3 separate regions of the Homo sapiens genome follow, and regions 2 and 3 are each linked to region 1. A link is a contact called in ENCODE Hi-C or POLR2A ChIA-PET data. All regions are on one chromosome and are shown on one strand. The core of a region is the stretch at or near the end of the contact, and the rest is flanking DNA. Distances in the headings are between cores, read along the strand shown. Region 1 holds the start of DINOL (damage induced long noncoding RNA). Region 2 overlaps PI16 (peptidase inhibitor 16). Region 3 holds the start of BRPF3 (bromodomain and PHD finger containing 3).

Region 1 (2,700 bases), core at 148-2,647:
CTGAGGCTGTGCCGTGGCCTTTCTGGGGTTTAGCCACAATCCTGGCCTGACTCCAGGGCGAGGCAGGCCAAGGGGGTCTGCTACTGTGTCCTCCCACCCCTACCTGGGCTCCCATCCCCACAGCAGAGGAGAAAGAAGCCTGTCCTCCCCGAGGTCAGCTGCGTTAGAGGAAGAAGACTGGGCATGTCTGGGCAGAGATTTCCAGACTCTGAGCAGCCTGAGATGTCAGTAATTGTAGCTGCTCCAAGCCTGGGTTCTGTTTTTTAGTGGGATTTCTGTTCAGATGAACAATCCATCCTCTGCAATTTTTTAAAAGCAAAACTGCAAATGTTTCAGGCACAGAAAGGAGGCAAAGGTGAAGTCCAGGGGAGGTCAGGGGTGTGAGGTAGATGGGAGCGGATAGACACATCACTCATTTCTGTGTCTGTCAGAAGAACCAGTAGACACTTCCAGAATTGTCCTTTATTTATGTCATCTCCATAAACCATCTGCAAATGAGGGTTATTTGGCATTTTTGTCATTTTGGAGCCACAGAAATAAAGGATGACAAGCAGAGAGCCCCGGGCAGGAGGCAAAAGTCCTGTGTTCCAACTATAGTCATTTCTTTGCTGCATGATCTGAGTTAGGTCACCAGACTTCTCTGAGCCCCAGTTTCCCCAGCAGTGTATACGGGCTATGTGGGGAGTATTCAGGAGACAGACAACTCACTCGTCAAATCCTCCCCTTCCTGGCCAACAAAGCTGCTGCAACCACAGGGATTTCTTCTGTTCAGGTGAGTGTAGGGTGTAGGGAGATTGGTTCAATGTCCAATTCTTCTGTTTCCCTGGAGATCAGGTTGCCCTTTTTTGGTAGTCTCTCCAATTCCCTCCTTCCCGGAAGCATGTGACAATCAACAACTTTGTATACTTAAGTTCAGTGGACCTCAATTTCCTCATCTGTGAAATAAACGGGACTGAAAAATCATTCTGGCCTCAAGATGCTTTGTTGGGGTGTCTAGGTGCTCCAGGTGCTTCTGGGAGAGGTGACCTAGTGAGGGATCAGTGGGAATAGAGGTGATATTGTGGGGCTTTTCTGGAAATTGCAGAGAGGTGCATCGTTTTTATAATTTATGAATTTTTATGTATTAATGTCATCCTCCTGATCTTTTCAGCTGCATTGGGTAAATCCTTGCCTGCCAGAGTGGGTCAGCGGTGAGCCAGAAAGGGGGCTCATTCTAACAGTGCTGTGTCCTCCTGGAGAGTGCCAACTCATTCTCCAAGTAAAAAAAGCCAGATTTGTGGCTCACTTCGTGGGGAAATGTGTCCAGCGCACCAACGCAGGCGAGGGACTGGGGGAGGAGGGAAGTGCCCTCCTGCAGCACGCGAGGTTCCGGGACCGGCTGGCCTGCTGGAACTCGGCCAGGCTCAGCTGGCTCGGCGCTGGGCAGCCAGGAGCCTGGGCCCCGGGGAGGGCGGTCCCGGGCGGCGCGGTGGGCCGAGCGCGGGTCCCGCCTCCTTGAGGCGGGCCCGGGCGGGGCGGTTGTATATCAGGGCCGCGCTGAGCTGCGCCAGCTGAGGTGTGAGCAGCTGCCGAAGTCAGTTCCTTGTGGAGCCGGAGCTGGGCGCGGATTCGCCGAGGCACCGAGGCACTCAGAGGAGGTGAGAGAGCGGCGGCAGACAACAGGGGACCCCGGGCCGGCGGCCCAGAGCCGAGCCAAGCGTGCCCGCGTGTGTCCCTGCGTGTCCGCGAGGATGCGTGTTCGCGGGTGTGTGCTGCGTTCACAGGTGTTTCTGCGGCAGGTGAATGACGGGCGTGGGTCGGTGCGCGCTCGGCTTGCGCACACGGTGTCTCTAAGTGCGCGGGTGACGAGAGTCGGGATGTGCCGGAGACCCCGGGGCGGAGAGCGGGATTACAAGTACAGGAATCCCTGGTCACGCTCCCCGCCCCTGGAAACCCAGCTGGGGCGAGGGAGGGCGTGGACGGGACCGTTCTGGGAGCTCGCCTTTGGCTGCGGTTGGCTCCAGGCCCCAGGCGCAGTTTGCTCGCGGCGTGGGGATGAAGTCCGTGTCCCTGGAGGGGCCCAGGAAGGGCGAGGAAAGCGGAGTGGAGTAAGTTCGTCTAGGATCGGTCCCGGGTGGCTCTGGGATCCAATCTGCGCCGCCCTGGCCCAGGTCCCAGGTTCAGGTCCTTTACGCCACTGTGTCCACCACCTGGCTGAGCGCTGAGGTCAGCGCGGGCTGTTTCCTGGCCCTTGGGAATGTGCCAGGACCCGTCCCCTAAGGACTAGCGAGGAGGTGACTCACTGTGACAAGGAGACCCCAGGGAACGGACTGTATGAGGTCAGAACCCCGCCCGGGATGGGGTACAGCGGGACTCCAGAAGCCCTCTCCCCTGCCCCTTCGCGGTCTCCGTCCTCCCATCGGCACAGTGACCTATTTGGCTGGAACAGTTTGTTCCCAAGGAAGCCGGGCACTGGAGGTCCGGGACACCGCGTCGGGTCCCCGCTCCGCGGCGCGCTGTAGGGGTCGGGGAGTCACGGCCCTGCTCTGGGCGGGCTCTAACCAGCCTGTCAGTCGGGGAAGGGCAAGGGTCTCCTCTACCTCTTTCCCACCGCGGCCGGGAGAATCGCGGCCCAGCCTGTCCTCGGGTCGGGGCGCTGGACTCCGGGGCGGGAGCGGAGCCCACGCCTGGATGGGAGGCGGGGAGGGTTCATGTCTTTGA
Region 2 (2,700 bases), core at 127-2,626, 290 kb after region 1:
ATGGGGTTTCTCCATGTTGGTCAGGTTGGTCTCGAACTCCTGACCTCAGGTGATCCACCTGCCTCAGTCTCCCAAAGTGCTGGGATTACAGACGTGAGCCACCGCGCCCGGCTTGTAACTTTTATTTTCAATGAGGGGCATATCAGCTGGAGAAGTGTATGTGTGTGTTTGTGTGTCCTGGTAGGACATTTGGTCGCGTCACTTGGTTTGCAGTGCCATGAGAGATGTGGGGTCCTGCTTGCAGCACTCATGCCCGTTCTCGTCTGTCTTATCAGAACCCATCGGAAGCCCGGAAGATGCTCAGGATTTGCCTTACCTGGTAACTGAGGCCCCATCCTTCCGGGCGACTGAAGCATCAGACTCTAGGAAAATGGGTACTCCTTCTTCCCTAGCAACGGGGATTCCGGCTTTCTTGGTAACAGAGGTCTCAGGCTCCCTGGCAACCAAGGCTCTGCCTGCTGTGGAAACCCAGGCCCCAACTTCCTTAGCAACGAAAGACCCGCCCTCCATGGCAACAGAGGCTCCACCTTGCGTAACAACTGAGGTCCCTTCCATTTTGGCAGCTCACAGCCTGCCCTCCTTGGATGAGGAGCCAGTTACCTTCCCCAAATCGACCCATGTTCCTATCCCAAAATCAGCAGACAAAGTGACAGACAAAACAAAAGTGCCCTCTAGGAGCCCAGAGAACTCTCTGGACCCCAAGATGTCCCTGACAGGGGCAAGGGAACTCCTACCCCATGCCCAGGAGGAGGCTGAGGCTGAGGCTGAGTTGCCTCCTTCCAGTGAGGTCTTGGCCTCAGTTTTTCCAGCCCAGGACAAGCCAGGTGAGCTGCAGGCCACACTGGACCACACGGGGCACACCTCCTCCAAGTCCCTGCCCAATTTCCCCAATACCTCTGCCACCGCTAATGCCACGGGTGGGCGTGCCCTGGCTCTGCAGTCGTCCTTGCCAGGTAAGGCCCATAGCATCTGTCCCACTTTCCTCCTGGCTCTGGAATGTCAGTATCCTGCCCCAGCATAGGTGGTATGAGCATGGTGGGGCATGCACCCTCTGAGTAGGAGCTTCCTCCCTGGCTGCTGCCCCACCTCCTTGCATGGTGGGGTGGGCGGGACATCAGGCACAGCTGTCTCTAGGCTGAGGCAAAGCCTCTTTCTTCCCACAGGTGCAGAGGGCCCTGACAAGCCTAGCGTCGTGTCAGGGCTGAACTCGGGCCCTGGTCATGTGTGGGGCCCTCTCCTGGGACTACTGCTCCTGCCTCCTCTGGTGTTGGCTGGAATCTTCTGAAGGGGATACCACTCAAAGGCAAGGCCTGGTGAGGGGGGCCCTGGCCTCATACCCACCTGGATTGTCTTCCTCCAAGTGAGAGACCACAGCTTCCTGGGCAGGTCCTGCTCTGTGGCCCAGCAGCCCCCCTTCACCCCAACTTCTGGCCAGATTCCAGGCCAGCACTCTTGTCCTCCTGGGAGGCGTCTACAGGGCCAGCCCCTGGCACTGCCCCAGGAGTGCCTTGGCTCTGGGTAGGCCCATCCTTCAGCTGGCTGCAGACTGTTCTGAGCGGTATTTACATGTGCCCACTCTCAGGTTGTCCTGTGGCCATCAGCTTCTCTCCCAGACAGAGGATCTCAGGCTTCCCAGGAACCCCCGGGCCCCTCCCAGTCCCCTGGCCTCTTCCTTGAGCCATCTGAGTCCAGGACTGTTCCCCAGAAGTGCCTCTTGCCTTCTCAGGGTGAAGAGGTCAGCTGTCCTCCTGTCATCTTCCCCACCCTGTCCCCAGCCCCTAAACAAGATACTTCTTGGTTAAGGCCCTCCGGAAGGGAAAGGCTACGGGGCATGTGCCTCATCACACCATCCATCCTGGAGGCACAAGGCCTGGCTGGCTGCGAGCTCAGGAGGCCGCCTGAGGACTGCACACCGGGCCCACACCTCTCCTGCCCCTCCCTCCTGAGTCCTGGGGGTGGGAGGATTTGAGGGAGCTCACTGCCTACCTGGCCTGGGGCTGTCTGCCCACACAGCATGTGCGCTCTCCCTGAGTGCCTGTGTAGCTGGGGATGGGGATTCCTAGGGGCAGATGAAGGACAAGCCCCACTGGAGTGGGGTTCTTTGAGTGGGGGAGGCAGGGACGAGGGAAGGAAAGTAACTCCTGACTCTCCAATAAAAACCTGTCCAACCTGTGGCAACTATTCCTTCTCTTTCTCATCCCCCTCCTCTAAAACACTCCATTTAGTGTCTCCTCTTTGGGACCCACCCTTCATTTCCTTCCTATAACTCTCGCCTCCCCCTAATCACAGGTGGCAGGCAGGAAGGGGAAGAGCCAAAGGAAGGCCAAGGGTGCTGGGCTGACTCCCCCAGCTTCAGGAGTCACCAGTGGGGCCTAGGTAGGTTTGGAGCCCAGGATCAAAGCATGGCATGCGGCCTCTTCACGGGGGCGCTGCTATCCAGGCCTGTCTGGGACACAAGGTCAGAAATGTACATCAGGCAAGGCTCTGCCAGCCCCAGGTGCTTGGAAGAGTCCTAAGAAAGGGATCTGGAGTCCCAGACCCTCCCCAGGGGAGCAAAGCAGGACTGTCCAGAGGTGCTGAGGATCAGGAAAGCACACATATGCTGGGGTAGCAGTGGTGGATGACTGAGGGTGGCTTGGGTGGTAGGGAGGGGCAGAGCAAGTCTCCAGACCACCGCTGGAAGGTGAGCAGTCAAACAGG
Region 3 (2,700 bases), core at 167-2,666, 480 kb before region 1:
AAAAAATTGGTTAACAGAAGCATTTTTGTACTATCTCTTTGCCAGAAGATGCTATTTACTTGGAAACAAATTAGCTTCCTTAATCAAACTTTTGAATTTGAAACTCTCTATATTTAAATTCCTTAGTATAACATCTATACTTCCAAAGTAGCAGTATGTTCACTTTAAACATTCAGAAAATTTGGATCCTAAGACTTTATCCTTCATCCTTCTGACTCTAGAATACATGTCCTTGATCATCAGAACCAAGAAAGAAATTGAGTCTCACCAGCTACACCACAAGTGCCAGCAGAGGAAACACTTTCAAACTGTCACTCACCTTCACATTTACAGGCAGCTTATCCATACGTCCTTTATAAACATCATTATGTATTGGTGCTTAAGACTTCAGTCACATGAGGTAAGCTTTCCAGTTTACAGGCAAAAGGGGGTGGCAATGGAGCCCTTTTCTTTATTTTTTTGTTTTTTTAGATCAAAACAAAAGCCAGTTTGGTCTGATGCTGCCATTTGTCAAGCATCTTTTAGAAAGCCGCCTAATGCATTAAATTAACCAAGTCAGGTTTAAAGTGTTTCCCATGCCCACAGTGACAGACGAGTTACCAGGCATGCTTAAGCAGACTGTCAAACTTTTGTTTACTCCTTTTAAACGGAAAGTCAGATTTTTTTTTTTTTTTTTTAAAAGATGTGTGGTGCGGAACAAGACGCTCACCTGTACACAACAAAGGCAGGTCTTTCCCGGCTGTCCTCACTGGGGGAGGGGATGGACAATCGCTAGACCTTTGTCCTCAGGTCCTGGGCATGGGGGTTAGGGGAGACGCGACTTTCTGGGAGTCGTGCAGGCACCTGCAGTCAAGAAACTACATATTGGTTTTGACCTCAATGACTGCCCTGGCTTAACCTTTGGAGAGGCCCTTTAGTTCGGGGAGGGGGCTTGCTGCTCCAAACCGTAGCCACGTCACCCACAAGGACTGGGGAGGAAATGACTGACCGCTCAAGAGTCAGGGACCCCTGTCTCTCCCAACTAGACCCGAACGTCCACAGCCCTCTTATCGGGCTCGCCCCGTGGCGGGCAGGGCCGTGGTGCGCAGGGATCGCGGCGGGCGCAGACCCGGTCTCTTGCTCGGTGTCCCCGCCGCGCCCGCACCGCCACCGTGAGGCCGAGCCGGGGATGGTGCCCCGTGGCGGCGGCGGCGGCGCCTCCGCGCTCCTCTCCGCACCGCCCCGGCCGCCGCCGCGCCAGGCACGGGCGGGGGGATTTTTTTCCCGTTTCCCCCTCTTTCGCGCTCTCGCTCCTGTTCAGCGGGAGAGCCCGCAGAGTCAGGGAGGGAGCGAGGGAAGGGGTGGAGGTGGCGGGGGGAGGCCGGAGGGGCGGATCCTGCCTGGGGGCTGATCCCTCCCTCCCCTCGGCCGGGCTCCGTGGCGGCAGCGGCAGCAGCGGCGGCTCCATTCCCCCTCCTCCCCCGGGAGCGGCGGCGGCGGCCGGGCCGGGGCCCCAGCGCGGGCCGGGAGGGGGCACGGCGGAGGCCACGGAGGCAGGCGCGGGAGAAGACCGCGCTCCGCTTCCCGGGCCGCGCCGACCTGCTCGGCGGCCTGCCCGCCCGCGCCCAGGGGCCCCGAACGGTGGGGCCGGGCAGGCGGCTGAGGTAATGGGGGCGGCAGCGGGGCCGGACAGAGCGGGGGCGGGGGCATCGGGGCCTTCGGGGACCAGGGACTGCACGGGGGGAAACCGGAGAAGCGGGGGGCTTTCCGAGCAGGGCGGGGGCGGTGCGAAAGCTCTCTCCTGGAGCGAGGGCGGCGGCAGGGAAGGAGAAGGCGGGTGAGCGGGGGAGCTGAGAAGCGAGGACCCCCTCCCGCAGCCGCCATCTTGTCTCCCCCCCCAGCCCTGGATTCCGAGCCGCTAAGCCCCGCCCCCGCCACGCCTTCCAATTGGCCTGGCCAGACGAGAGTCCCGCCCCTTGAGCGGCCCTAGGTCCCCTGGGTCCCTCTGACGGGCAGGTGACGCAGCCAATGGGTTCTCGCCTCTCCGCCCCGCTCATTCGCTGGCGCTCGCTTTCTCTGTCTGAGGGTCGGACTCCACGTCAGGCTGTCTCTGGTGCGCTCGCCCCTCCCCTCTGAGGAGATGTTATTTCCCTCCTTTCTTCTCCGAGGGGTCAAGATTCTTCTGGAAGAGGTGCCCCCTTAAAGGAGCAGGAGCCTTGGCTGGGGTCCTCCTTGTCTCCTGAGTATCTTGTGTGAGGTGCAGGGGATACAGTCTAATTGCAGAAGCTCCTCATTCTTCGGGGACCTGGATGGGGTGGGTGAGCGAGGGGTCAGGGGGTGCCGAGGGGAAATCTGGGGGGGCGGGGGTTGTTGGAGATATTTTGGAGGTGTGTATGTGGGAAGGGCTGTGTAGGTTGAGAAACTCCCGCCAAAAAACTCGTCTAGACTGTAAGCTCCTTGTGGGCGAAACTCTTTTCATTTCCCTCATCAGCAGTCCCTTCCCCCTCTAGAGTTTCTCCCCGGTGTCTGGAGGCGTGGGTGGGACAAAACACGTCTGTGTAGAGTCTTGCATGGTCGAGAGATGCTTGAGCAGCCGAGGAGGTGGCAGGTGGGGAAGGAGAAGATGGAGCGGCTTTCATGAAAGTGGGCGCCGCACCGCCTGTCTGCGCTGTTTGGGGTCGGTGTGGAGGCAGATGTTCTCACCTCTTCTAGGGCCTCGGT

The links. Hi-C counts contacts between places; a loop is a spot of excess contacts on that map. ChIA-PET counts read pairs that join two places held with the same protein, here RNA polymerase II (POLR2A). Pooled maps may share reads with other maps.
Region 2: a loop to region 1 is called in a pooled map, with 2.5 times the contacts of the local background. The contact joins the enhancer-like site here to the promoter of DINOL in region 1. A Hi-C loop is called at or near these places in 1 of 50 pooled maps. POLR2A ChIA-PET finds 5 or more read pairs at or near these places in 2 of 52 experiments (HEK293 and SK-N-SH).
Region 3: a loop to region 1 is called in a map of B cell, with 8 times the contacts of the local background. The contact joins the promoter of BRPF3 here to the promoter of DINOL in region 1. A Hi-C loop is called at or near these places in 2 of 168 maps with a recorded cell type or tissue (B cell and naive thymus-derived CD4-positive, alpha-beta T cell) and 7 of 50 pooled maps. POLR2A ChIA-PET finds 5 or more read pairs at or near these places in 3 of 52 experiments (AG04450, GM10248 and HepG2).

The regions. Positions count from the first base shown.
Region 1 is chr6:36,677,162-36,679,861 of GRCh38, forward strand. DINOL (damage induced long noncoding RNA) reads right to left here and starts at 1,398. Exons shown (of 1, transcript NR_144384.1): 1 at 448-1,398. CDKN1A (cyclin dependent kinase inhibitor 1A) reads left to right here and starts at 1,553. Exons shown (of 3, transcript NM_000389.5): 1 at 1,553-1,637. RefSeq lists enhancers at 1-453, 1,646-1,835, 1,847-2,434 and a silencer at 1,366-1,595.
Region 2 is chr6:36,962,660-36,965,359 of GRCh38, forward strand. It overlaps PI16 (peptidase inhibitor 16), which reads left to right. Exons shown (of 7, transcript NM_153370.3): 5 at 276-953; 6 at 1,164-1,303; 7 at 1,727-2,178. The coding sequence ends at 1,285. Among named protein-coding and RNA genes, the nearest start is that of PI16, 9.3 kb to the left of the region's middle. RefSeq lists enhancers at 361-986, 987-1,611. Within about 2 kb of position 1,377, at least 8 of the 41 ENCODE cell types and tissues checked have a DNase peak (open chromatin) inside an H3K27ac peak, as active enhancers do.
Region 3 is chr6:36,195,328-36,198,027 of GRCh38, forward strand. BRPF3 (bromodomain and PHD finger containing 3) reads left to right here and starts at 1,417. Exons shown (of 13, transcript NM_015695.3): 1 at 1,417-1,643. It overlaps BRPF3-AS1 (BRPF3 antisense RNA 1), which reads right to left and starts at 1,876. Exons shown (of 3, transcript NR_187147.1): 1 at 710-1,876. RefSeq lists a silencer at 1,032-1,771 and an enhancer at 2,122-2,171.